Regions from separate parts of the Mus musculus genome. Here all the other regions are linked to region 7. The links are chromatin loops, found by intact Hi-C in ENCODE. Cell type or tissue: left cerebral cortex. All regions are shown on one strand.

Region 1 (4,000 bases), 590 kb before region 7:
AATGGGGCAGTCACAGACAGGGATCATGGGAGACACTGCCCAGTAAGGAATCCACACATGGCTCTCTGCAAGGGTCCAACTGCCCTGGCATTGGATGTATGCTCCTGGCTGGGGTCTGGTTTGTGTAGTGAGACACCAGGGTCCCAGGTCTTCTCTGCCACGGGGCAGGCAGACAACCGGGGCTCTCTGGAGGCTCACTGCCCCATTCAGTCCTCTCATCTCCCACCTCTGGGCTGGCCGCAGAGCCTCTGGCGGGCTCCAGCTGTGACTGATGGATTGCTGTGACTTTGCTTAGCTCTGCAGGTCAGAAATCAGAAGCAGAACGAGCTGGGCAGGGCTAGCTCCTTCTGAAGCTCCAAGCAGCTCTTGGCCCAATGCTTTCCCAGCTCCTGGTGGCTCCAGCAGCGTCGGCTTTCTTGGCTTCTGCCTCTGCTGTCTCGTGACCGGCTTCTCTCAGATCTCCCTCTGCCTTTCTAAAAATGAGGATATTTAAGGCCTCTGGGCAGCTGGGATGATCACAACTTAAGCCACCACATTCTATCCACAAAAAGCCTTTCCTTTTTTTTTTTTCCTTTCAAGAAAAAAAAAAAAAAGAGTCTATCTGTGTTTGTGTACATTTGCCCTGACACGTGTGGAGGTCAGAGGACAACTTGAAGAAATCTGTTCTCTGTTTCCATCATTTGGGTGCAGAAACAGAATTCACGTCATCAGGCTTAGTGACAAGCACCTTTACCAGTTGAGCCATATAGCTTGCCCAAGAGCCTTTTCTCCCAGACACTGCTCTCTGTGTTGGGGGGGGATAGACGTATGGGGTGGTAGGGGTATGGGGATATGGGGTGTGAGAGTACCAGAGTAAGAGTCTGGGGTGGTAGGCGTTTGTGGGGGACACCATTCTCCCTGTGTAGCTGGTGTTGGGCTGGTTATAAGACTAGTAATAGTTGAGGTGGCCTTGAACCCCTGATGGTCCTGCCTCCGCCTATCAAGTGCTGGGATTACAGGTGTGTGCCTTCACACCAGGCTCTGCCCATTTTTGAGTCAAGTTGCTTTGTTATTGAGTTGAGGGAGCTCTTTATATATGCTGGTTATTAGATCCTTATTTGATCTATCCTGTCGGTACTTTCTCCTGCTCCGTGGACAGTTGTTACCCTCACAGCACCCGCCTGGGTTTGAAGCTTACAATGAAGAGTGGAGAATAGCACACCACCTGGCCACTTGATTCCTTCAGCATTGCCTGTCACATGGGTTTGAGCAGGAGATGTGGTGTCTGTATGTGTGTGTGTGCGCACATGTAGAAGCCAGTGGACAGCCTTGGCTATTGTTCTTCAGGCACCACCCACCACATGTTTTGAGACAGAGTCGCTTAACAGCCTGGAGCTTGTTGTGTAGGCCAGGTGGCCATCGAGCTCTGAGGACCCACCTGGGCTGAAACTGCACACGTCACCATACCAGGCTCTTTACCAGGGTTCTGAGATTTTGAACTCGGGTCATCCTGTTTGCAAGACATTGCTGACCGAGCTCCCCAGGCTGCGGTGGTGTGTGTTTATGGGGAGTTATTAGAAGCTCCTACAACTGAGGGGTGGACTGACTTGGGGGCTTGAACAGCCAGAGAAAACCAACAGTTCAAAAGCCATGGGCAGAGAGGACCTCAAAAACAAAGGCTCTGACGTTAGAGCCAAGGAGGGTGTGAGTGGAGAGGGGTGCTGTGGAAATGGGTGGGAAAGAAATGGCCTCTGACTCTGTTCTGTTTGCCCCATGCTCATCCTGGGAAGCCCTCAGTCTGGACTTGGATAAGGCCAGCCGGTGTCCTAGGCGACGGTCTCTCCAGTTCAGGGCTCCCAGCCACGTGTGTGTTGACATGTGTGGTGTATGTCACAGGACATAGCTATCAATAATGAAGAGAGTACTCCAGGACCTGAGAGATGGCTCAGCAGTTAAGGCTCTTGCAGGGGACCCAGTTTTCATCCCCAGCACCCACATGGCAGCTCACAACCATCTGTAACTCTAATGATTCCTCCTGGCTTCTGAGGGTACCAGACAGACACACACCATGCACAGACATTCATGCAAACAAAAAGAAGAAGAAGAAGAAGAAGAAGAAGAAGAAGAAGAAGAAGAAGAAGAAGAAGAAGAAGAAGAAGAAGAAGAAGAAGAAGGTATACCTTACAGATTCAGGGTTCTGCCTGGTGTCCCAGCCCAAGGTGGCGAGAAAGGGTTGGGGATTGGTGTCCTGCCTGGAGAGGGTAGCCTTGGTCTGCGTTTGTGACCTGTGTTGGTGGGCAAGGACCATCCTCAAGGACCTGGATAGTCACTGTGGACGTGGTGGGTGTGTTCTATAGACAGGCAAAGCCTATTGATCAACACTGTCTATTTGCAGGGTGTTGGTGGCCCAGCAAGGGCTAACTCTCTACTTGCAGGAAATAGAGAGGCAGCTGCAGGGATCTTTTTGTCCAGCAGGGGGCGGTGCAAGCTCTTAAAAGCCCATGTACTTGGGTATTGCTTTCCTTGGCTCTGCAGAAGGGCTGCATGCTGCTGCAGAGCTGCCAGTACAACTTGATTAGGCTGAAGGGGAGGGAAGCGGCAAGAGGAGACCCTCAGGAAATAATAAGAAGGAGCCACTGAATTCCAATCCCAGCCTATGGCACCCGGGGGAGGAGGCTGGTGCCCCCTGACTCTTTCTGTACTGTATTTTCCTAGGTTTTGTTTGAAGTGTTTCAATCTCTCAAGTTTTTCCAGCCCACTTGTGTGTGTGTGTGTGTGTGTGTGTGTGTGTGTGTGTGTGTGTGTGGTCAGTGAGCGGGCGTGGAGGTCAACGTTGTCTTCCGGTATTGTTTATTACCTTGGTTTTCAAAAATGACTTGTGTGTGTGAGTGTGTGTGTGTGTGTGTGTGTGTGTGTGTGTGTGGCTGTATACACATGCATGTTCAGCCATACCTAGCTTTTACATGGCACTGGGATTGAACCCAGGTGCCCATTCAGTAGGCAATAGAACTTCTTTACTAGCTCAGGCCCCAATTTTCTAACTTTCTGAAAACATTTCAAACAAGAAGACAGACGGTGAAACCCTGCCCACACACCCACCTGCTGGACCCTACCGTGAGTGTTCCTTGTTAGGTGTGCATCTGTCCACCAGCAATCAGGCTCTCCTCAGACATATTTGGTTGACTAATTAATTTGTCTTTGAGACGGAGTCTCATGTAGCCCAGGCAACCCTCAATCTCCTGTAGCTAAAGTTGGCCTTGAACTTCTAATCCTTCTACCTCCATCTCCCAAAGGGTGATGTCAAAGACAAGTGCCACCATGCCGGGTGACTGAGGCAGTTTTAATAAGTTGCAGGTACCAGTACTCATGACCTCTCCTCCCTCTGCTCATGGATCGTTAGCCACTGTGGTTCTCTCTCCACATTTCTGTGTCTCCTGGATGCTGTGCATGCCATCCTGTGATTTTTTACAGGTAAATGCACCGTGTGTTCCAACTGCAGCCACAACATGGAACACTGACATCACCTGGACAGTCCCCTGTCCCTTCCTATACAGCTGCTGCCTTTGTATCCTCCAGGGAACTTCCCACCCTGGGTTCCTTTATCCAGTTCGAATGTTGGCAGAGTCGCTCAGTACTGTGGGTCCCCATGGCGTGTTCCATGCTGGGTCCTACTCTCCGCCCGACCCTTCTGTGGCTTTGACATTTTCCTGTTTCCTCTGGTTGGGCCTCCGTGATGAACATCTTATCCTGGTCTTTCATGAGAGCTGCTTCATCTGTCTCATGGGAGCACCTAGACCCTTGGTGTCTATTTAGTTCCGGGAGAAACTTCTACATCTTCACCCACAGCAGCCATCCGGCTTCAGTCCCAGCGGCAGTGTGCAGTGGTGTGCGTTCACACTGGCATCTGCTGCTGTCAGTCTTAAATGTTAGTCATTCTGGCGGTGGGGGTGTGGGTGCTATTTCACTCTGGCTTTAATTTTGCATCTGTCTGATGACTAATGTGGCCCAGCACATTTTCATG
Region 2 (4,000 bases), 73 kb before region 7:
GAGGCATTTGTCTCATCTGGCCAGTGGTACTCAGACTGGTAATACAGACCCTCCGTAAGATCTGTGGCTGGCCTGCAGTCCTATAGTATAGGTGTGTGGTAACTGCCCAGCACACAGAACCTATTCTGTCAGAACAAGCTTGATGCTGGAAACTTTATGGTACCAGCTAAGGAGAAATGTCACCAGGAACTAGGAGAAAGCATTCCAGGACTGTGTGCTGATAGCTGGCAGAATCTGTGGACATGAATAAGTAGCATCAAATACACACCTCCAGGAGGGCAAAGGCCATCTGGACCCTCCCTTCACTATTGTCTTGTCCGTTATTGTCCCTTGACTGATAGAAGGACAAGTTGTTCCTTGGCAAGACCTAACTTAGGACTTAGACCTCCTCGAGACCAGCTTCTCCCCACTGCTAACTTACACAGTTTGCGTGGTTGCTCTTTGCCTCAGTTCTGCTGTATTTATAGAAATATTCATCACACCGAGTTCTTTTAAAAATTACATGAAGCCAGGTAGTGGTGGCGCTTGCCTTTAATCGCAGCACCTGGGAGGCAGAGGTGGGTGGGTCTCTGTGAGTTCAGGACCAGCCTGGTCTACAGAGTGAGTTCTGGGCAGCCACAGGTACCTTGTTGAAAAGGAAGCAGACAGACAAAAGCTCTCCAGAATGAAAGGCTTGCTGTCCCCACCATGATAGGCTAAAAAGATAAACCTGTAATCTCAGCATTAAGGAGCAGATGCAGGAGGATTGCTGCCAGTACAAGATTAGCCTGGGCTGTTGCCAGGCGGTGGTGGCACACCCCTTTAATCCCAGCACTTGGGAGGCAGAGGCAGGTGGATTTCTGAGTTCGAGGCCAGCCTGATCTACAGAGTGAGTTCCAGGACAGCCAGGGCTACACAGAGAAACCCTGTCTCGAAAAATAAAAAGATTCGCCTGGGCTGTATAGCAAATACCAAACCAACCAGATCATGTACCAAGACCCTCTCTCAAAACAAAAAAGTAAAAAATATATAAGATTAAAATTTAGAGTCCAGTTTACAGGGTACAGCAGAGAGAAGCCCTGTTGTGCTCAGAGTTGTCCATCCAGCCGTTTTCACTGCCTTGTCTGTTGAATCTGTATGAGGAAATAGAGGTTGGAAAGCAGAGGCTATTGAGGGGACAACCCCTGGGCAGATTTACACAGCCGTTGTGCTCGCAGGTGTGGGACTGTGTGTAAACACCTGAAATGTTGAGCATTAGCAGGCTGCGTGCCCAGTGCCATGGCACACATCTGTAATCCCCGTACTCGGAGGGAGAGGCAGGCAGAACTCTGTGGGTTCCAGGGTGATGAGTTCCAGCCCAATCTATGCAACGTGTTCTGGGACAGGCACATGGAGAGACGTCTCAAAAACAAAACAGAAAGGAGAAACAACAGCAGCTGGGTACAGAGAGCCTGCTTCCCACGTGGCAGTGCTTACTCAGCCCAGTAGTGCCTGGTTTTGGCAGGGCAGAACCTGTTTCATTTGCCCTTGTCTGCATTGCTCACTCATATACCCCCATGAATATTGGAGTGTTCAGCTCCTGCTCTAAAATTTAGAACTAAAATGTTTGACTCTACTTGAGTGGTAGGGCTCCCTCTGCCATAACTTTGATTATGGAATGGGACTCACTGTCGGAGGGTGGTGGTGTTTGTGAACAAAATCTCAGTTACTTAGTGTTACCAGTGGGCGAATTCTCAGGAGTCAGATGCTGGCTGATTTTATTGAATCCTGCTTGCAGAATTCAAGCAGAAAGCTCTTAGATTAAAGGTGTGTGCTGAGGCTGAGCCACACTATAGCTAATAACAGGTTGTTCCATTTAATAACACAATCTTGGGATCCACAGGATGATAAAATATCCTGCAACATTTCCCCTCTTTGTCTAAATATAAAGGAGAGGTTTTAACTTTTTTTTTTTTAAGATTTATTTATTTTATATATGTGAGTACACTGTAGCTGTCTTCAGATACACCAGAAGAGGGAGTCAGATCTCATTACAGATGGTTGTGAGCCACCATGTGGTTGCTGGGAATTGAACTCAGGATCTCTAGAGGAGCAGTCCGGGCTCTTAACCACAGAGCCATCTCTCCAGCCCAGAGATTTTAACTCTTAACACAGTAAAACGATTTGCAATAATGAAGCTATTCCTCCCAAACTTTCCACAATGTCCAGCTTGCTTGTATTTTGTGATCTTAGGAATAAGTATATTTGAGTTCAAAGTTGTGTAAAATATAACTGTCTTTCTCATATGAACTTAGCAATTTGAATGTCCTGAGCAGTTTGTAGTCTTAGCCAGCATCCCACACCAAATTTACTGAACTACATAGTGAATTCCAGGACAGGTAGGGTTGACATACTGAGACCTTGTCTCAAAATATAAAGCAAAGCCAAAGTCTAGCAGCGTGGTACATTGCTGTAACTTCAACACTCAGGATTCAGAGGCAGGCAGAACTCCTTGAGTTTTAGGTTAACTGAGGCTACATAGTGAGGCCTTGTCTCCAGAAAGCTCTAGGTGTAGCTGATGGGTTTACCATGGAAGTGTGTGCCTGTGCCTGAGGCTGGACGCTAAGTCTCCAAGAGGTCTTTCAGAGCAGAGGCTTTGATGGAAGAGCAGATGCTAACGGTGTCTGTGCTTTTAGCTGGATTGAACCCGAACATGAATGTCAACAGCATAGACATGAGCAGTGGCTTGTCTGTGAAGGACCCGTCGCAGTCCCAGTCACGCCTGCCTCAGTGGACACATCCCAACTCCATGGGTAACTTGTCTAGTGCTGCTTCTCCCCTGGACCAGAATCCTAGCAAGCATGGTACGTATGCTCGTGCCAAATGCCCACCCACAGAAGGCAGCACTTCACTTATTGACGGGGTAGCTAGCCTAAAATATCACTTTTCTTTCTGTGCATTTCTATGAGTGCAATTCCCAAAACAGAAAAGGAGTCTGCCATTGCACAGCACCTTCGAGCTAACCATCAGATCTTAGCTCCAAACTCATAATCATTAAAAATGCCCCAGAATACCAAAGAGCCCAGTGTTCTTTAGTTAATTCCTTTTTTCTGCCAACAAAAAGAGCCAACTAAACCCTAGAGAGATGGCTCAGCAGGTAAGAGCAGGTACTACTCTTGCAGAAGACCTGAGTTGAGTTCTAACAGCCATACTGGGTGGTTTACACCTGCTTCTGACCGAAGATCCATGGCCTCTATGGGTGCCTACACTCACATGTAGTACATGCCCACCCACATGCCATACACAAATATATAATTGGGAATTTTTAAAAATTTTTCTTAATGTCAAAAAAAAGTACTAAAAAGAATCACCTTTAAAAAATGTAAGTCACAGAAAGTATCAGATAGGAAGGAGAAAGAAACAAACATGCTAATGATCATATTGGCCTGCAGTGGGCTAGAATATGGCTCAAAGACAGGCCACTAACCTGGCCTTAGCGGCCTCCGTTCAGTGGTAGGGCACTAGGTTCACATGTGTGAGGTCCTGAGTTCTGTATCCAGAACCAGAAAGGAATCAATGAAATGTAATAAAGTATATAGTTTTCTTTTCATACAAAGTAATCTAAAAGGAAAATTCCCCTCATGAATAATTTAGCAAGAAATTCTCCATATGACATCTGGTCCCTTTGCATTGTTGATTTTCTCTGTATAAATCAGTGCCCACTTTGTTTTGCATAGTAAGGGCACCACTGCAGCAAAGGGGACATGGAGGTACCAGCAAACACAACCACTAACCAGGAAGACACATACTGTGTCCCCAGAAAAACTTAATGGTGGGCAGCTTACCAGTGCATAAAGATTCCCAGCTTCAGGTGATTGGGGAATGATCTCTAATCCCCAGCAGTTATGAGGTACAGGCAGGAAGACTAGGAGTTCAAGGTCGTCCTTGGCTACTTACAAGTTGGAGGCTAACCTGTGTTACATGAGACCTGTCTCAAAAAATATTTTTTTCTTAAATAAGATTTACAATGTGGCTAGGGGTA
Region 3 (4,000 bases), 580 kb before region 7:
CCTTGTGCTGTGTCATGGAGACCACCATGTGTGACAGTGACAGCTTTAGTCATCCTCCGGGATCAATAAACCCTGTCGGTGTTTAGTAACACTTGCTGATCGGTGAGAATTTTCACAACAGTTGTGGTAGCTCACACTTATGACCCCAGCACTCAGGAGTCTGAGGCATAAAGATTAACAAGAGTTTGAGACCAGTGTAGGATACACAGGAAGTTCAAGGTCTTCCTGGGCTTCATAGAAGACCATGTCTCGGGCTGGAGAGATGGCTCAGTGGTCAAGTGCACTGGTTTCCCTTGAAGGTGACCTGGGCTCAGTTCCTAGCACACATGTGGTGACTCACAATTATTGGTAAATCCAGTTCCAGGAGATCCGATGCCCACTTCTGACCTCACAGGCACTGAGTATGCACGTACATGCTGTATAGATATTAATGGAGGCAAAGTGCTCATGTGTGAAACAAAAATGAATAAATATAAAAAATTTAGGTCTCAAAAATAAAACAAATGGGCAACACGCACACACACACACACACCACGGCCTTTATATAAGTTGCAGTTAAGATCGCTGATATCATATCTGTTTCCTGGCCAGGCCCTGACTAAGCCACCAAGTCAGTAGGAGGAAGGAAGTAATGATGATAAAGGCAGAAATCAAGGAAATGGAAAAAGAGAAAAAATAAGGTCATTCTTTGTTTCTCTAAGACGATATGGAGCGACAATTCTCAACTAGATTGCCGAGCTGGAGGAGGAAAGTCCAAACAGGGGTGGTCAGGGTCGGCGGTGAGGCGGTACCCTGCGAAGTGCCGTAGGTAGAACTGAGCCTGCTGGTAGACACCTTTACTCCCAGCACTCAGAAGCAGAGACAGGTGGATCTGAGTTCTGAGCCAGCCTGGGCTACTTTTCAAGATAAAATTTATCGAGCCAGGTGTATGGAATCCCTCTCGGGAACTGAGGTAGGAAGATTGAGAGTTTGAAGCTAGCCTGTCTCAAGGGGGAAAAAAAAGGATAACCAAAGACAACATTAAAGAAGGTTAAGAAGAAGCCAGAATAGCATTCTGTCTATGATATTTAACTGTGCCGGGCGATGACGCCTCACACCTTTAATCCCAGCAATCAAGAGGCAGAGGCGGGTGGATCTCTGAGTTCGAGGCCAGCCTGGTGTACATAGTGGGTTCTGGAACAGCCAGAGAAGCCCTGTGTGGTGGTTTGAATAGGTGTGGCCCCCACAGACGCATGTATTTGTACACTTAGCCCATGGAGACTGACACAGTTAAGGGATGTGGCCTTGTTAGAGTAGGTGTGGCCTTGATGAAAGAAGTGTGTCACTGTGGGGGTGGGCTTTAAGATCTCTTAGGATTAAGCTCTGCTCAGTGTGGAGCGCAGCTTCTCCTTGCTGCCTGCTCAACTCTCTGCTCCTCCAGCGCCATGTCGGCCTGCACATTGTCATGCTTCCCGCCATGATGATAATGGACTAAACCTCTGAAACTGTAAACCAGCCCCGATGAAATGTTTTCTTTTGTAAGAGTGGCCTTGTTCATGGTGTCTCTTCACAGCAATGAAACCCTAAGACACCCTGTCTTGAAAACCTTAATTCATTAATTTACAGCCAGATGAGGTGGCCCAGACTTTAATCTCTTAGCTGAGGAGTCAGAGGCAGGGCCAGAGGCAGGAGGATTCCCTTGGCTTTCTGACCAGTCTCATCAAGTGAACTCCAGACTCAGTGGAGAGCCACTGAGGAGGACACCTGATATCTTCCACACACAAAAGGGGCAGATAAAATGGCTCAACAGGTGCCGGGCGTGATGGTGAACACCTTTAATCCCAGCACTCGGGAGGCAGAGGCAGGCGGATTTCCGAGTTCGAGGCCAGCCTGGTCTACAAAGTGAGTTCCAGGACAGCCAGGACTATACAGAGAAACCCTGTCTCGAAGAACCAAAAAAAAAAAAAAAAAAAAAAAAAAAAGATGGCTCAGCAGGTAAAGGTGCTTGCTGCTAGGCAAGGGTGACAGACTTATAACACCATGACACCATGTTTTACCTGGGTTCTAAGGATCAAACTCTATACAAATACATATTCCTACTTTAAACTTTATTTACTTTATTTATATAAATACACTGTAGCTATCTTCAGACACACCAGAAGAGGGCATCAGATCCTGTTACAGATACTTGTGAGCCACCATGTGTTTGCTGGGAATTGAACTCAGGACCTCTGGAAAAGCAGTCAGTGCTCTTACCTGCTGAGCCATCTCTCCAGCCCTCCTACTTGCTTAAGTACACCTCTTGATGTTGTTACTTAGTGGCTGTTTAATGGGTTCTAATAGGGATTCAGTATAAAGGTAAGCCTTTACCCAGCCTGCTTAGAATTAGCCATGCATGTGTGTTTGTAGATGTGGGTACAGGAGTGTGCACACATGTGTGTTTGTAGGTGTGGGTGCGGGAGTAAATGCATACACACACACATGTGGAGGCCTGATGTTGATGTTATCTTCTCTCGACTGCACTGAGACAGTGTCTGGGGCTGAACACAGAGCTCACTGTTGGTGCTGGGATTCCTTGTCTCTGCCTCCTGCATGGTTGGATTACAGGTGGGACTACCACATGGCACCACTGGGTGTACTGGGTCTCATGCTTGCTTGGCAAGCACTTTGCCTGCTGAGCCATCTCCAGTCTTTCTCTGTAATTATTATTATTTGAATTTTAATCACTACCTATGCTCAAACCACACAATTCTGTATATGCATGCCTATATAAAGAATAGCTATAAAGGGTTAAAGAAGCCCAGTCCAAAGAGGCAGGGAGCTGTTAAAGATGCAAACAGACACTGCAGGTGGTGAGAGGCAACTGTGAAGATCCCACTGTGAGAACCACTGGAGGTGTCGGAGCCCAGCCCCAGGGTTACAGCATCCTCAAAGGAAGGCACTGGACCTTAGAGGAGAGGTGCCTCGCCCACGCCCAGCCTGCTCATGGAGAGGCCCTTTGGGTTCCCACCTGCTTGAGGCCACCCTGTCTCTCTTTGGCTACTGGACCTGGCCAGATGCTGCCAGGTCCAGATCTGCCCTTGGCTGGACTTGTCCAGGAGCTGGCCCTTCCAGTGGAGGCAATGCTCTGCTCCTGCTTGGGTCACAGCGACCTCCTCCCTGCTGTGAGCTGGTAGGCAGCTCATAGGCTCAACCTGCCTCATCAATCCACAACAGTTTAGTTCCTCTTCTGAGTGGCCCTGGTGTCATAGTCATTGGCTGGACCAGGAGAGGCGACTTGCCGTGCCAGCAGCCGCAGATTTGGGGCTTAGCCTTCAGACCTGGGGTGTTGTGTAGCTGCTGCGTGGTGTGGCCCAACCTCCCTTCTCTCAACAGGTCTGGAGTGGCACCTTCTTTAGGGCAGGTTTCAGCCGCCCAGGACTGGCCCAGAGCATTGCTGCTCTTCCCTGTGTGCCCAGGGTCCTGGGATCTGCTCCCAGACCTGGAGGGAGGGGGATCCCAAAGGCACTGGCCCTTCTGTCTCACTTACTTTTCTGTTGCTGTTAAGAGACACCCTGACCAAGGCAACTTATAGTTTATTGTTTATTGGGGCCTTGCTTACAATTTCAGAGGGTGGGACCATGGCCATCATGCAGGGACCACGTGTTGGAGCCGTATCTGAGATCTTACACCTTACCCACTAAGCAGGAGGCAGAGAGGAAGCCAACCTCATAACCCACCTGCAGCGACACACCTCTTCCAACAAGGCCACACTCCTAATCCTTTGCAGTTCACCATGGGGGACTGAACATTCAAATGTGTACCATTTGGGGCCATTCTGTTCAAATCACCACAGAGGGGATCCTAAAGGCACTGACCTAGCCTTCTCCATCATCTTGTACTTCTCAGACACAAGCAGGGAGGCTCAGGCTGGGGGCTTTCTGACAGAGAACAAACATGTGCTGGACTCTTCTGCAGTGGACCCAGCCTGTGTGTGTCACCTCTGGTACTGACCCAACACCTCCAGCCCCTGCACTTACTG
Region 4 (4,000 bases), 750 kb before region 7:
TGGCCAGTCCAGGTGAATCGTGAGAGACCCCATCTCAAAAAGTAAGATGGAGATGTGTTACTTACTTAAAGAGAGAATGTTTATGCACTCACAACACAGCTTGAGGGTCCCTGGGGATCGAAAGTCAGTCAGTAGTCTTGGCAGCAAGCACCTTTACCTGCTGAGCCATCTCATCTGCCTACTTTAAAATTTTTACACATGAGTAAAAGGTCCAGGAGCCAGCCTGGTGTACAGAGTGAGCTCCAGGCCAGCCAGGTCTATACAAAGAACCTCCATCTTGGGAATGTGGCAGGTATGTGTGTGGAGGATGCGGAGGGGGTGGGGGGGGGGATGCTTGCTTCAAATACAAAAGGCTCCAGGTTCCAGCCCAGTGCCTAAAAAAAATAATTGAATAAAAACCAAGTTTAAGGAGCCACAGTCACAAGGTACAACAAACTCCTACACAGGCGGTGAGGATTCAAGGACAGTGGCTGAGTGTATGAGGCCCTGGGTCATGCCCTCTGTGAGGTCCCCAGCACAAGCACAGACATTCCTCATCACACGGCACTGACATTCTACAGAAACACCCCAAAGCTACCCGCCCTACTGCAGACAGCTGCAGAGCCCTCTGCAGACCCCTCCACGCACTCTGCATCTGCAGCAGAGACACTGACACCTGCAACCTCACCCCTTCTGGAAATAGAAACCCATTTCTGCAGTGCTTAGAAAAGAGCCTTGTGCACAAGACACACAGCCAGCGGAAATCCCTCAAACGCCAGTGTAAACTCTACAGCCCGATCACTGCTTCTGGGCTCACCTAGATGGGACACCTCTTTCCTGTCCAATTTCACCACATCTAAAATCCAAGCCACTGGACATGCCTGCTGATGGCAACCTACATAAAATGGCATGGATGCCTTCACATTTTGCCTGCTTGCTCTTGCTCATTTTGGCACATTCATCTACCCTATCGCTGAGGCATCCCTTCCCTGGCGTTAGAGCCTGGGTCTTTAAGATTCCAAAGTATACTGGCGACGAGCTGAGACTTCCAGCCTCTTGGACTGAACAGCTGTTAGACCCTTGGCCTTTGCCTCAGGACACAGCATTGCTGGCCAAGCTGTCCACAGCCTGTAAGTCACTATAGTCAACTGCCCTTTTTATATATACGGATCCATTCTATCAGTCTGGAGCTCTAGAGAACCCTAACACATGGCTCACATGTAAGCTCCCCTTAAGAACTTTGGCCCTGGACGTTAAATCTCTTTTCTTGGGAATTTCCATCGACTCCGTCAGCATATTTTAGAATCTATTCACTAGCTTCCACCAATCTAAAAGCTAAGAATGTCATCAGACAGCACCTGAGTCCTATAGGAGAGACTCCCCCATGTTGCAACTGGCTCTCTTGTGTCTCCACTAATGTATTTAAAGTTTTTTTTCCATTGTAAAATTTTTTATGTATATGAATGCTTTTGTGTGTGTGTATGTCTATGTGCCATGTTCATGCCATGTGCACAGAGAGAACAGAACAGGGCTCAGGATCCCCTGGGACTGGACTTACAGATGATGCTGGGCTGCCATTGGGTACCAGGAACTGAATGAAGCCTGTGCTTTTGAAATGTTTCTGCGTCTCTCTTTTCTTTTTTCTTTTCTTTTCTTTTCTTTTCTTTTTTGTTTGTTTGTTTGTTTTTGTTTTTCGAGGCAAACAGGTCTCTCTGTATAGCCCTGGCTGTCCTGGAACTCACTTTGTAGAGCAGGCTGGCCTCGAACTCAGAAATCTGCTTGCCTCTGCCTCCCGAGTGCTGGGACTAAAGGTGTGCGCCACCATGCCCGGCTTTCTGCGTCTTTCTAAGCTGGGAAAGTCCACCAACTAATCTTTCTCACACAGTCTCGTTGACTATTTAACACATTTCAGGGAGATGTGGTGGGCTGTTTTTTTGTGTTTTTTGTTTGTTTGCTTATTTCCCTAATGGTCTAGTGAGTCACAGACCAGGACTGGGGTCTGGTCCGCTTCTGACCTCACCGACAGCACGATGCGGCGGGTTGCACTACTCAGAGACGCCACCAGGGGGCGCTCGGGGCTATGGAATGCATCTCTTGTTCCGCAGCTTCTGGCTGCCTGGTTCTGCTCATCTTGGGACCCGGTCCTCTCTGTCTCCACGTGGCAGAAACAGTTCAGCCGACCCATGTGGCCACCACAGGGAACTTGTAGCCCCAGCTACTTGGGAGGTTCAGGCAGGAGATTCTTTCCAGCCCAGGAGTTTTCAGCCAGTCTGGTCAACACAGTGAGGGAAAACTATGTCCTCAGGATAGCTCACTGGTGTGTTATTAGCCCAAGGGACACAGAAGGCTTTCTTTCCAGGATGACCGGAGTTTCACTCCAGTCACAAAGAGCCTAATGCCACGGTTGCTGCAAGCCACTGTTTTTATTGTTGGACTTGTTCTAATTGTTTTTTTATTTTCTTTCAGTTTCCAGCACAGGGTCTCTCAGTGTAGCCCTGTCTGTTATAAAACTCACTCTGTAGCCCAAACTGGCCTCAAACTCACAGAGATCTGCCTGCCTCTGCCTCCCAAGTGCTGAGATTAAAGGTGTGTGCCACCACTGCCTGCTAGCCTAAAACATTTTAAATTATCATGTAAGCTGATAAAATAGAGTAAAACCAAGCTGGGCTGTTCCAGCATGAAAACCAGACAACGGAAGTTGAGGAATGTGGAGCAAGCAAAACTAAATCACTAAGTGTGGACAGAGAAGCGGGGTGGGAGGGGGCCTGGAAACCTCCAGGGCTTTCTCCCACAAAGCCTCTGGGTGACTTCAAGACTGTCAGATGAAGAGACTCCCACCGAGAGTAAAAGACAGCCAAACGTGCAATACACCTGAAATCCAAGCACTGGAGAGGCAGAGGCAGGAGGGTCAGGAACCAAAGTTATCCTCAACTACATATAGAGTTCCGGGCTAGCCTGGGCTACATGAGACTATAAATGAGGATTCCTGGAAATGTTCCGGCAGAGGCTGATGGGAATTGCTGTGGTATGGAACAACAGAGTAGTCACAACACTGCCTGCCGGCCAAGACCCTAATTACCTTATCATGGGCTCATCTGTGCCTCTTAAGTAGCCATCCCTGGTCCATCTCTGTGTCCGTACTAACGTTTTTGTGAGTGAGAGGGGAAAAAAGCTTTTAGAATCTATTAACTTAGTTTCTGCCAATCTAAAAGCTAAAAATGCACCCGAGTCCTATAGGAGAGACTCCACCATCTTGTAACCGCCTTTCTTGTCTCCATCAGTGTATTTAAATTTTTCTTTTTTTAATTTTTTATGTCTAGGAATGCTTTTGCGGGCGTGTGCCCAGAGAGACCAGACGGTGGCGCTGTACTCCCACATGACTGGACTTGCAGATGTTGCTCCGCTGCTATTTGGAGCCAGGAATTGAACCCAGGTCTTCTGGAAGAACAGCCGGTGCTCTTAATGCTGAGCCGATGCTCCAGCCCTCCACTGATAGATTTTTACAAAATGCCTTGGTTTTTTTTTGTTTTTTTTTTTTTAAAGATTTATTTATTTATTATATGTAAGTTCACTGTAGCTGTCCTCAGATACTCCAGAAGAGGGCATCAGATTTTGTTACGGAAGGTTGTAAGCCACCATGTGGTTGCTGGGATTTGAACTCGGGACCTTCGGAAGAGCAGTTGGTGCTCTTAACCACTGAGCCATCTCGCCAGCCCTAAAATGCCTTGTTTTAAGTCCTTCTTTGTTTTATTACTTTACAAACCTAAGGAAACCACTTTCATGTGGGGACAAAAAAAAGGGGGGGCGGGGAGGCCCAGGGAGAATGGGAAGGGAAAATATGCCATGTCCGGCCAGAGTGCCTGTGCTCTGGGCAGGTGGACTCAGGGAGACTGCCAGGCACTTTCCACATGGCTCCCGGTGGAGATCTAAGCCTCTGATGGGTGGAGAAGGGGCTGTCCCTGACCAGGGACCCCCGAGGCCACACCCTGTCGCCCTGGGGTTATAGGAGAGACAGGATAGG
Region 5 (4,000 bases), 120 kb before region 7:
ATGGAGGATGGATGTAGATCACAACTATCCACTCCACACATCTTTAATAACTGCAGTGACTGCTGGGCAAAGAGTGACTTGGTTGGATGAGGGAAGAAGTTACGGAAGGGATCTGAGGGTAGTGCTGGACTGAGATCTGAAAGGTGACTAGAATTTCATAAGCCTGGATAAGAGACAGGAGAGAAGTTAGACCCCCACAGAGAGAACAAGCTTTGCTGGGCTTAAGGGTGGGTGGTAGGACATTTTCCAGAACAAAACAGAAGATTAGTGTAGCACCTGACGAGTGGCAGAGGAGAGTGTGTGGTCAGGGCTACAGGGAGTGGCCCCCTTCCTTCTCCCCAGCTTCTCTCACTGGTTCAGTGATTTGACATGGGCTCTCTCTTCTGGCAGTTTGAACATTCTACATTTGCTGGGAAGTAGACCAAAATTTTAGCTCTTTTTCACAATTTACTAATTTATTAAAAATATTGCATGCAGCCCTGTGGAAGTTGTATTCAGCACATTTGTATCCTAGAACACCTGAGATCCAAGTCTACTCAAGGCTCTTTCTGAGGTGGAGGAAGCCCTGTATGTCCCAGAGTGTACGCACTTGAGGGTAACAGACTTGGAACAGGATGAGGGGAGCACTGGCAAGCTTTGTGCATCCTCGGTCGTCTGCCCAGTGTGTTGCTGTGGTAGAAATCGACATGGATGAGTTCAAAAGACCTGTGGTCATTAATGCTGTATGGCTCACTCAGCTTGATACAACACAGCTTTCAACCTTATTATTCTTATTGTTAGTAGCCACTATAAATATAACTGTACAGTTAACATTAATGTTATCTAGGGCACAATATTGAAAGTAGCACTTAATTTAATTTGAATACCTTTCGGAGTAGCTGGCGCGCTGCATGTGGTGCAGAGTATCCTTGCAAACGTCAGTTCTCAGGCCCACTAGATCACACAGATGGCCCCTTGCTGCCATCTCCCTACAGCCAACACCTAGATAAATCAATTGTGCAGTTGTTGAACGAAGGGCACCTTCTTCTTCAGAAGACCATGAGGCAAAGAAAGGCACCAGAGAGGTGGTTTGTATCTTAAGCAGTGATGGCAGTCTGACCATGCACACTACACTGAGAACTCTTTAGCAGCAGAGCATGGGAAGGCACGGGTAGGCAGCAGGTGGCATCCTGTCTCTGATGCCAGCAATGCCAGGAAACCGGAAGCAAGGCTGAAAGTCAGATTCAACACACAGGGGTCCAATAGCACGGCCTGGAGAAGGCCGGGAGCATAAGGAGAGCACGGTCACGGCTGTGGCTGGCTGGCTGAATGGCCCAGGACCTGAGGCACAGTTCTTGTTCCGTGGCTCTTTAGAGATGCTGAGACCGAAAGGTCAGAAATATTTACCAGCTGACATCTGATCTTCTGGAGCCTGGTCTATGGAGGACTTGGCGAGCTGGGCCAGATGGGACCATGCTGCTGAAGTCCTTAACAGAAAACAGAAAACAGAAAATGACTTGTTAGAATAGAGTTTTCAGGGATTGTCTCTTTCTTAAATAATGTATCTATCTTTTGCCAGCAGGTGTCGCCCTCACTTAAGAAAAACATGAAATGCCTATTAGGCAGTGAAACTAAGACTTTTAGCTTGCTGAAAGCTTTTTAAAAAGGTTAACTGTTCCTTTGAAATGTGGCCCTAGATGCATTTGTCTGAAGAAGAGGATGGCAGAGTGGTCTTGATACCCTATGTCTTTGGACAGGAATAGAATCAGAAATTTAGATCTGAAAACAGAAAACCAAAAAATACTGGCTTAATCAGAAGTTTTCTCAGCACACTATATCTCGCAGCTCCCCCTGCTCAGGGTTGTTGGCTGGCTACCTCACTGCTTGCTTGTCCAGCCATCTCCTTTCTCGGAGTCCTAAAGGACCAGCTCAAAGTGTTCGCAGTTCTGGCAGCTGGAAGCAGGCTGTGAAAAGAAACATGTAGACCAAAAACTGAGCGTGTTCATGCTACTCTCCAGGCTTCCCAATCTCTGTTACTGTGATATATAATAAGTTATGTTTCTCCATTTGGGTAGCTGAGAACTGAACCCTGGTCCTCTGGAAGAATAGCCAGTGCTCTTAACCCCTGAGCTACCTATCTATCTAGCCCCAAGAAAACAAAATCTTATTTTTTTTAAGATTTATTTATTTATTATATGTGAGTACACTGTAGCTGTCTTCAGACACTCCAGAAGAGGGCATCAGATCTCATGACAGATGGTTGTGAGCCACTATGTGGTTGCTAGGATTTGAACTCAGGACCTTTGGAATAGCAGTCAGTACTCTTAACCACTGAGCCATCTCTCCAGCCCAAGAAAATAAATTCTTAAATGTAATATATTTCTGAGAAACTTGTTCAAACTTTTCTTGTTGGAGAGCACACTTCCATTTCCTGGAAAAGTCCTGTCCAGCAGAAACATCATGCAATGCAAAGGGCTGAGTGCGTACCTCAGTGATAGAGTGTGTAGGTTTAGCGCGTGTGAGGAGACCCTGGATGTGATCCTCAGGAGGGAGAGAAGACAAGGGGGGGGGGAGAGAGGGGGGGGGGAGAGAGGCAGAGGGAGAGGGAGAGGGAGGAGAGAAGAAATTGCATTTAGCTCACAATGATGACATGTGCCTATAGCTATACAGGTGGTTGAAGCAGAGGATCACTTGAGCCCAGGTGTGTAAAGCCAGCCTGAGCTCCATGTTTTGTTTTGTTTGAGACGTGGTCTCGTGTAGTTTGGGCTAGCCTTAAACTTGCTGTGTAGCTGAGATTACTTTGAACTCCTTATCATGCTGCCTGTACTGTCCAGTGGCTGAGATGGCTGGTCACAAGGGGACTCTCTCTGTCTTAGACTCACAGCACATCTCCGTAGCCTCACATGGTTACAATTTTTATTTTCCCAGTTGTTGATTCAGTTGGGTAAGAAATCATGGGTTGTGCTTCATTGCTGTCTACAGAAAGAAACACTTGGCTCATCCCCAGGGACTTATTGCTCCACTCTTGGATATCTTCATTTGGAAGGGAAATGACTTCCAAGTGGCCCTTCCCAGCTGACAACTGAAGATAAAGCCTGGACTCAGGGCAGCACTGGGCAGCACTGGGGTTTATTTGTTTCCAAGACAAGGCTATATGGGTGCCACTCTTGAATAGCCCAGAGCATGACTGAGAACAAAAATTTGGAGCCCGTTGGTGTGAAGGACCCAGAGAGTAAGGGGTAGGCAGCTGCTCCTGACCATCCTGCTGAGTGTGGCTCTCTTGTACTTGGAGCTCTCTGCTGGGATGGAGAGGAGGGGCTGATGCTCTCTGAGCACGTGCCTTCCTCTGTTAAAAATATCACCTCCCCTTTTCATTCTGTGACGATGAACAAGATCTTCACAGCAAAGAACGTGGTTGGGGATGGGATTCATATTTGTTCAAAATCATCTGCATTCTTTGAGGGAGTATGTGCAGAAGACCTGAGGATACAGGGCTGCTGTCTTTTCCTAGGGGACTTGTGTGTCCAGTAGTCTAAGAATACAAATAGTTTCTGTTCTGTGCCAGTAAACAGCAAACTTCTCCTGTAAAGGACTGGATGGTGACTGTTACAGAGTTAGGAGCCCATAACTGGTCTCTGCCATTTGTTTTCTCCCTCCCATCCTTTAAAATTGTGAGAAGCAATTTTCTGAGTTTCTGCCAGTCTTTACTCTCTCCTGGAGCAGTTATCGAGGAAAAAGGGAGGTTTCAGGGATATCACACACGCCTAATATGCCAGACAAGCAACATGGGACAAGGAACTGAATATTCTGTATTCATATGTCTTAGACTTTGGGGACTTAGATGGCAAGGAAAGCAGCGGACTCACAGCATCAGCTTACTTAATAGGAATTACTTTTTCTATACCAGGCTTAGCAACAACAACAACAAATAGCCCTGAACTTGTCCTTTTGTCTAGTTAGTTAGTTAGTTAGTTAGTTGATAGTACATAGGACAGGAGGGTGTACATTCCACAGCCACACG
Region 6 (4,000 bases), 110 kb before region 7:
GGGAGGTGCCTCCACGCTTTCGCCAGCAAGAACAGAAGCAGCTGTTAAAGAGAGGCCAGCCATTGCCCACAGGGGGTCTGACCAGTTTGAACTCAGCACAGGCTGCTGGACCTGCAGGGGCCAGCCCTCCTCCCCTCCCTGGAGCTGGGGCACAGCAACATCCCAGCAAGCTCCAACAAGGTAAGGACCATGAAGATTGGGACTTGTTTGGTGTTAGGGATAGGACCGGGACCTTGTAATTGCTAGGCAGGTGCGTGGCCATTACGCTGTCCCATCAATCCTGAGGCTTTCTTTCCATGTGCCTCTATTACCCACTACTCAGACTGAAATGAGAGGAATTTTTGTGTCTTACCTAGAGTTTGAGGCTAGCCTTTGCACCATAGTGGGACCTTGTCTTGAAAAATCTATAGATATATAGATTCACACATAAACACAGACTGGGCAGGAAGCTTATCTAGATACTTGCATGGTCACCATAGAACACGAACACGCACACACGAGTTGTATAGAGTATAACTCTTATGGATAAAAAAAAAAAGTCTGAAAATTCAATCAGTCTATATAATGAGTATAAATGAGAAGTTGCTCTCAGCTCCCAGACAGCTTCATTTTACCTTCTCTTCTCCCTCCAGTGTCTGGCAGTGTTGCCTGCTGAGTGTTACTATCACCTCGCTGACCCAGCAGCCCCCTCAGACACCGACATAGTCCTAATGTGCAAATTCAATTTTCTTTCTACCACAGCTATGTCTGGTCAACACGTGTTATCTGTGTGGCCTCAGAGGTGACAGTACTTAGTTTTCCCTAGAGGTCCGTGTGAAGGGCTGCCCTCCACTGCCTGTATTTGGAGATTCCTGTGTCTGTCCCCTATCACTCCTTTTGGATCTGTAATGTGTCTGTCTGCTGGGTATCTCAGAGTCTCACCTCTCAGCTGAGGTGAGAGCTTGGGGAATGTCCAAGCTTGCTGTGTGTGACTGACTAGGTGGGGTGGAAGTCTCTACTGCTTCTGCCACCTCTAGCCCTGCATCTTCATCTGAAAGGAGAGGTCTGCTCTTCAGAATGCAGTCCCTTTCCTTTTTGATGTCAACATAGTCCATGTTGTAGGATGACCCGATACTTGTGTATTAAAAGTAAGTTCTAGGCAGGAATGCCAGTGCATGCTTTTAATTCCAGCACTGTGTTAGAGTTAGAGACAGGTGTATCTCTGTGAGTTCAAGACCAGCCTGCTTCTATATAACAAGTTCCAGTCAGGGCTTAATAATAGAACCAGTCTCAAAAGTAATAATTATTATTATCATCCCTGGATATTTGTAATGTTTAATAACATGAGATGGCAATGAAACGTAGTCAGTTTAAAGCAGAAACAGACTTTGATAATGATCTACCAATTCAAAGGTCTATTTTCAAGCATCAAACTTACAATAGTTAATTCTATGCCTGCAATTTATATATAACTGTGTGGGTAATTTACCTCATGGAAACTGGGCTCTCAAATAAGTGTGCCCAATGACAAGTGACAGAAGCCTAAAATGCCCAGGAAGCAACTGAGGGGAGACCTCCTGGCAGCCTAAGCCAGAGCCATGGGTATAGAAAAGGTAGGCTTACTAAACGGAAGACATGGGCTACAAGCCTTTACCTGGACAGGGTGGGTTCTGTGCGGGCCTCTGCTCCTTCGAAGGTGTGGTGAGAGGTGGAATGGTCTTTGCAGCCACAGTCTAGATGTTCATTGTACAGGTGTGCTGCTGGTGAGTGAGACCTGGGCTTTCTCACAGAAGATCCCAACAGGAAGTTAATGGGAGAAGAGCTTGTTTAACCAAGTGGAGGAAAACCTACCCTGCCCTGATGACATGGATATATCTGTGCATACACAGAGGAGCTCACACAGTGTGCTCATTTCTGAAGAAGCCTTCTCTGTCACGTTGTCTTCTCTACAGACCGTGGCTTCGCAAGGGTTCAGGGAAACGCCAGCTTGAAGCTCTTGACTTCTTATTTTCTATTTTCTCTCCTTCCCTCCTTTCTTTTCTTTCTTTTTATCAGGGTATCTTTGTGTAGCCCTGGCTGTCCTGGAACTCACTCTACAGACCAGGCTGAACTCAAACTCAGAGATCCACCTACCCCTGCCTCCCAAATGCTGGGATTAAAGGTGTGCAGCAGCACCACCCAGCTAGAATTTGTTTCTTTTTTTTTTTTTTTTTTTAAGATTTATTTATTTATTATATGTAAGTACACTGTAGCTGTCTTCAGACACTCCAGAAGAGGGCATCAGATTTCATTACAGATGGTTGTGAGCCACCATGTGGTTGCTGGGATTTGAACTCAGGACCTTCAGAAGAGCAGTCAGTGCTCTTAACCACTGAGCCATCTCACCAGCCCAAATTTTTTTTAAAAATTTTTAAACAGTTTTTTCTTCTGCCTAAATGTATTGTATTTGTGTCTACTTTGTACATCTATAAACAGAAGCTCCGACTAGTATGTGCTTCTTACACCCTTTTTGGATTGAAGCAGGAAAATAATTAAGAAGGTGGACTTATGCCAGTTTACATATAGACCTTGCATAGAATATTACGTTGCTGGTCTGCAGGTGTTGAGGGGTTGTGTAGAGGAAGGCAAGGAGGAATGTAAAACAAAGGGGAAATACCAGATTTTTTGCATTCAGCCAATAGGAAATATGCCATTATTATTTTGGCTAGCTTTCAAAAAAATAGAAGGGATGGGGAGAGGTGGCTCTGGTTTGAATTGTCACTGGGTCCTGAAGTAAACTGTTTTTGAGAATTGAGAGAATTTAGTATCAGCTATGGTTAGATCATGAAAGCTTAAAGGACCTGTTACAGTCAGAGCCTGGTTGCCAAGGGCCATCTTTTCCACAGGGCTGCAGCTATTTCCTCTCCCTAAAGCAGGAGAGAAACAGACCCTGAGCCTGGAGCAGCTGCTTCTCCCAGCCAGAGTGACAGGCAGCTCTGAGCTGCAGTGCTGCACTGAGCAAAGCCATGACCATGGTGCTGCCTACCTACCATGCTGCCAGACACTCCAGGCAGGCACACCTTCCCTACACTACCCCTCATTGTCTCCTCATACTCTCAACCTTGACATGTCGTCTCTTGTACGGAAACACGACGGCAGATTATTCTTTTAGAGACATTATCGTTTACAGCAAATTTTTCTGTGTTCCACATTGCTGGTTGTCTGGGCTGTAGCAGCGGACAGATGAGATGGGAGAGATTCTGCCCCTCCGTTGGAGGAATTTAGAACACAAAGTACTTTCTCCCTTGAATTTTTTAAAATTAATTTATTTTTTATTAGCTATTTTCTTTATATACATTTCAAATGCTATCCCAAAAGTTCCCTATACCCTCCCTCCGCCCTGTTCCCCTACCCACCCACTCCTGTTTCTTGGCCCTGGCATTCCCCTGTACTGGGGCATATAAAGTTTGCAATACCAAGGGGCCTCTCTTCCCAATGATGGCCGACTAGTACTGGTTAGTTCATATTGTTGTTCCACCTATAGGGTTGCAGACCCCTTCAGCTCCTTGGGTGCTTTCTCTAGCTTCTCCCTTGGGGGCCCTGTGTTCCATCCTATAGCTGACTGTGAGCATCCACTTCTGTATTTATTTGCCAGGCACTGGCATAGCCTCATACGAGACCGCTATAACAGGGTCCCTTCAGCAAAATCTTTCTGGCGTATCCAATAGTGTCCGGGTTTGGTGGCTGATTATGTCTCCCTTGGATTTTTATATGAAGTCAATTTTACATGTGGTAGAGAGGGAGGGTCTCAAGAGCTAACGACAGCTATGCTCTTTGACCCAAAAACCAGAGGCAAGGAATCTGTGCTCACAGTAAATATTAAGGGACACACATGGTCAAAACCACCAGGGACTGCTTTCTCCAGTTTGTGGTTTGTCATTCAGTTAAAAGACCTGTGGTGGTGAAGAACAAACTCCTTTGCTGTTTGTGTGAGTGCCAATAAAAGCATTCAACAGAGTCCTAACTTTCCTACCTGACCAAG
Region 7 (4,000 bases):
TTCTGCCTCACTTTCAGAAACTAACTCAGAAAGCCGTTTCCCAAACCACAGACAAGCAGCATATAGTGGCATTCTTCCCAAGGAAAGCACCTCCTGGCCTACTTACTACCTCACCATCTTAAAATCTGGGAAGCTGGGTGTGGCCAACCACATCCGGAATCCTTGTATTTACATAGATCTGAAGGAGTTGTGGGCTGGGTGTGGGATTGCTAGCCTGTAATTCCAGGAGGAAGAGGAGGGAGGGTTACAAGTTATAACCCACCTATGCTACCTGAGACCTGCCTCAGTAAATGGGTTGAGAGATCATTTGTCATTCTTGCAGAGGACCTAGGTTCTACCCCCAGGAACCACATGGCAGCTGACAATTATCTATAATTCCTGTTCCAGGGAATCGGATGCTCTTTTCTGACCTCCCAGGGTACCAGACAAGCAAGTAGCGTGCAGATCTACATGCAAAAACCCTAAACAAATCAAAAACAGGATGGAGATGTCTGAATGTGTAAAGGGCTTGCTTTGAGAGCATACTGAGCCAGGTGTGGTGGGACATGTCATTGATCCCAGCGTTTGGCAGGCACAGTTGGATCTCTGTGAGTTCAAGGTCAACCTGGTCTACAGAGTGAATTCCAGGGCAACCAGAGGTCTGTAGAGAGTTCCTGTCTCAAAACAAAACAAAACAAAAAAAAGATATGGCCAATGAGTGTGGAACACAGATCTTATAACCCGAGGCTGTCCTCTGAACGCGGGTGTATGGTTACCTGTGTGCAAACACACACCTCCCTAAGAAACCAACCAAAGCTGGGCATGGTGGTGCACGCCTTTAATCCTAGCACTTGGGAGGCAGAGGCAGGAGGATTTCTGAGTTCAAGGCCAGCATGGTCTACAAAGTGAGTTCCAGGACAGCCAGGGCGACACAGAGAAACCCTGTCTCAGAAAAAAATAAAAGAAACCAACTAAAGAACACAACACAACACTCGGGCATCTTAAATTCTCTCTTCCCTCCCCTGGTAGAGGGGACCAGAGAGAGGACAGGCAACAAGCCAGCTGTGGCCACCACTCTAGGCACTGTTGCCTCCTCTGATTTCGGTCCTCCTGGATGCACATCCCGTCCTGAGCGCTGGCACCGTGGTTACAAAGACAGTTGTAAAGACCTCAGTACAGAGTCTGGCAGGAAGCCTGGCTTGAATCCCCAGGCCAACTCCCAAGTCCTGGTAGTTCTCGGCTCCACTTCCTGCTCCGCTTCAGAAACCTGCTCTACCCCAGGCTGCTCACCCTTGGCCCAGCTCCAGCAACCCCGAGAGGCACAAATTACTTTCTTGAACTCCTACCTACCCTTGGGCTCAGAGGGAAATGTCCAGTGGAAGGGCTGATAGATAGACAATTCAGAATGATGACGGCTACCTAATGGCAGAGAGCCAACTAAAGAGGGGGGGAAATATCTCTGGAGTCAAGAGGGCTGCAGCCTCTACCCAAGTGGGACCCAGGTTCTCCCAGCCTCCGTGGGTACAATGGACACTTGGGGACAGGTTATTCTAAGTAAGTTTTGAGCACTTATTCATATCCACTAGAGGCTAGCAGCAGTGTGCCCCGAGGCTTAGGGGTTTCCGAAGGGCAGGCTCAGGGGTAGGACTGACCGATCATGTGTGGAGAAGCTGTTGCTATAGCGCGTGTCTTTGGCATACTTGATGACCAGGCACTTGTACTGGGCGATCTGGAAGCGCCGGACTCTTCTCATCAGCTCTGTGCTGCAAGAATTAACCAGAGCACATGAGGCCCGAGCAAAAGGCGGGCTGCCACTACCACCTAGCGTCGGGCAGCCGGAACTGCAGCCGTTCACCCCATGCTGTTCTGAACAAAATTCAATTTTCATGAATGAACTTCAAAGTCTTTGACAGAATCACCAGAGAGCTTGCTTCTGGATCCCAGATCATGAGTTTGGCCCTCACCCTCGGGGCAAGGGACAAATTGAGGTGACACCAGACCATTCAGAAATAATGAGGTGCCTGGTATGGTGATGCACCCCAGCAGAGGCAAGCGGATCTCTGAGTTGGGCCACAAATAAAGACGCTGAGTTAAAAAAAAAAAAACAAAAACTAACCCCAAGATAAAGCAAAGAAAACCCAAGTAGTGTGTGTTTGTTATTCTGGGTGGGACTCCCAGAGTTTAGACCCTCACCTCAGAGTTAATTGGGCTCCAAGGCTTTAGGAGAGCTCGCATGGGGAATGAATGAGGAAACTGTCAGAGAAGGTGCCTAACTCCCAGGGGACACATGAGAGTTCGGTGGGCTCCTGGGTAATGTGGGCTGGGGTCTTCAATTGTACCCCCATGTGGTCCGCCTCAGCAAAGATAGGGTTCCCCAAGAGAAAAGGCTTGGGCAGGAGGATGGCAGCAATCCAGGAAATCGAATTTTGGGCGGGAATGTACACACAGAGGTCGAGCGCGTTTGCCGCCTAGTCAGAGGCTCCTGGGAAGATGGGGGAGGGGGGAGAGGAGAGCCAGGGCCTGCAGAGAGAGAGGCTGCAGAGAGAGAGGGAGGCCCACCGCCCCGAAGGCCCATTCATTACCTTTTCCCTGAGAACATGGGCCCGAGAATCACCTAGAAGAGAAGTCATTTAAGGGGTCTCCCCCTTGTACACCCCGCACCAGCCACCACCCGACCCCACTCCAGACCCCGCACCTGAATCTGCCCCCGAGTCTTGCTGGGGGAGCTGGGCAGCACGGTGGGCAGATTGATGTAGCTCATGGCTGCTGTGCAAACCTTAGTTAGCACCGAGAGTCCGTGGGTGGAAAAATTTCGACTTACTGCTCGCATTTGCCCGCGAACTCAAAAGGGGGCGGGACGAAGACAAGACTCGTCCCACCTCTCAGCTACGTGAAAAGCCTGGAGCTCGACCATCCCCTCCGGATCTGGCCATGGCGTTTCCTTCCCTTTCTGCGGGCCAGAATCCCTGGAGGAACTTGTCTTCGGAGGTAGGTGTGGTGCAGCCGCCCAGAGCCGGGACTGGAATTTTAGGATGCCCACAAGCCAAATTTCCAAGCGTTGAGCGCCAGATTTCTTCATTTTTCTCGTCATAGAGCAGGTTTAGCTTGTTAGCCTGGTTTTAAAGACAGCGAAAACTCAAGTTCCAGCAGGAACTAAGGGGCTTAGGGTTTGGACCTTACTCTGAGGTTGTGCAGTGTGATTCTGTGTTTCTGTAACTACAGTCTGGAAGGTGCCAAGGCTGGGGGTCCTTGCTGTGAGTCGCAAAGTAAGGCAGGCACCTTCAGGGACAGACTGTATTGAGCGGCTTCAGAATTCCCATGCTAAAACTCCTATGGCTCACACCGAGCATGCCCAGAAACCTTCTCACTCAGGAATTTGTTTGGTTACTCTGTCTGCCATTGGTTGCGGCAAGGGTTACCAAAGGCATACACAAAGCAGGACAACACATTTTGGCGCTTGCTGTAGTTAATTACCATTCCACTAGGATTTCTTGACTGGTTAGCTTGTATTAAACAGGCTTCTTTGTTTTGGTCACAGACAGACATCACTTAGAATCTGTTGAAAGTTAGGAACATGTGTCCTCGGGGGTGGCTCAAGCATTCAATTCCAGGCAGAGGCAGGCAGGTGACTTAAGTTCAAGGCCAGCCGGGTCTACAGAGTGAGTTCCAGGTCAGCCAGGACTACACAAAAAATAAACTTTAAAATACAATCAATCATAAATCCTAATAGTAAAAATGAAGGCAGAGGGCTAGAGAAATGGCTCGGCTGTTGAGCATCCACAGCTCCTCCGGAGGCGCAGAGTTGAGGATTTCCAACACCCACATCAAGACAGCTCACAGCGTCCAGCTCCAGAAGGGACTGCAGGCACACACATTTAAAGAGGAAATAAAAAGACTTTTGGCACATGTCAGTAATCTCAGCACTTGATCCTCGAGGCAGCTACACAGTTACAAGAGATGAGAAAACAAAAAGACGACAAAAAAAAAAAAGATGATGCCTAGCCAGGCCCCTAGCATCCAG

Evidence for each region. Hi-C counts contacts between places; a loop is a spot of excess contacts. Peaks named below come from ENCODE experiments on the same cell type or tissue, not always from the same donor. Only the 100,000 strongest peaks of a DNase experiment are listed, where the experiment ranks them.
Region 1: a loop joins it to region 7, with 4 times the contacts of the local background. A loop is called at or near these places in 7 of 42 quality-filtered maps.
Region 2: a loop joins it to region 7, with 2.3 times the contacts of the local background. A loop is called at or near these places in 3 of 42 quality-filtered maps.
Region 3: a loop joins it to region 7, with 3 times the contacts of the local background. A loop is called at or near these places in 7 of 42 quality-filtered maps.
Region 4: it touches region 7 in a loop (5-fold over the local background); 2 of 42 quality-filtered maps call a loop at or near these places.
Region 5: it touches region 7 in a loop (9-fold over the local background); 28 of 42 quality-filtered maps call a loop at or near these places.
Region 6: a loop joins it to region 7, with 9 times the contacts of the local background. A loop is called at or near these places in 29 of 42 quality-filtered maps.

What each region holds. Positions count from the first base shown.
Region 1 is chr11:117,235,895-117,239,894 of GRCm38, forward strand. It overlaps a transcript of Septin9 not described here. Among named protein-coding and RNA genes, the nearest start is that of Gm39478, 28 kb to the right of the region's middle. In left cerebral cortex, a CTCF peak has its summit at 2,447 (motif pointing right); DNase peaks (open chromatin) are centred at 404, 2,455 and 3,897; H3K27ac peaks cover 451 bases.
Region 2 is chr11:117,750,323-117,754,322 of GRCm38, forward strand. It overlaps Tnrc6c (trinucleotide repeat containing 6C), which reads left to right. Exons shown (of 22, transcript NM_198022.2): 16 at 2,655-2,822. Among named protein-coding and RNA genes, the nearest start is that of Tmc6, 28 kb to the right of the region's middle. In left cerebral cortex, a CTCF peak has its summit at 1,994 (motif pointing right); DNase peaks (open chromatin) are centred at 1,514 and 2,855; H3K27ac peaks cover 1,548 bases.
Region 3 is chr11:117,242,381-117,246,380 of GRCm38, forward strand. It overlaps a transcript of Septin9 not described here. Among named protein-coding and RNA genes, the nearest start is that of Gm39478, 22 kb to the right of the region's middle. In left cerebral cortex, a CTCF peak has its summit at 2,123 (motif pointing right); no DNase peak of the experiment used is centred here.
Region 4 is chr11:117,070,276-117,074,275 of GRCm38, forward strand. No RefSeq gene overlaps it. Among named protein-coding and RNA genes, the nearest start is that of Snhg20, 4.5 kb to the right of the region's middle. In left cerebral cortex, CTCF peaks have their summits at 2,024 (motif pointing right) and 3,329 (motif pointing right); a DNase peak (open chromatin) is centred at 2,060.
Region 5 is chr11:117,707,983-117,711,982 of GRCm38, forward strand. All of the region lies in intron 3 of Tnrc6c (trinucleotide repeat containing 6C), which reads left to right. Among named protein-coding and RNA genes, the nearest start is that of Tnrc6c, 56 kb to the left of the region's middle. In left cerebral cortex, a CTCF peak has its summit at 1,565 (motif pointing right); a DNase peak (open chromatin) is centred at 1,562.
Region 6 is chr11:117,714,273-117,718,272 of GRCm38, forward strand. Tnrc6c (trinucleotide repeat containing 6C) reads left to right here. Exons shown (of 22, transcript NM_198022.2): 4 at 1-180. Among named protein-coding and RNA genes, the nearest start is that of Tnrc6c, 62 kb to the left of the region's middle. In left cerebral cortex, CTCF peaks have their summits at 2,234 (motif pointing right) and 2,434; no DNase peak of the experiment used is centred here.
Region 7 is chr11:117,823,040-117,827,039 of GRCm38, forward strand. Tk1 (thymidine kinase 1) reads right to left here and starts at 2,975. Exons shown (of 7, transcript NM_009387.2): 1 at 2,675-2,975; 2 at 2,562-2,593; 3 at 1,632-1,742. The coding sequence starts at 2,740. It overlaps Afmid (arylformamidase), which reads left to right and starts at 2,880. Exons shown (of 11, transcript NM_027827.3): 1 at 2,880-2,967. The coding sequence starts at 2,911. In left cerebral cortex, a CTCF peak has its summit at 1,822; DNase peaks (open chromatin) are centred at 51, 1,166, 1,782, 2,842 and 1 more place; H3K4me3 peaks cover 426 bases.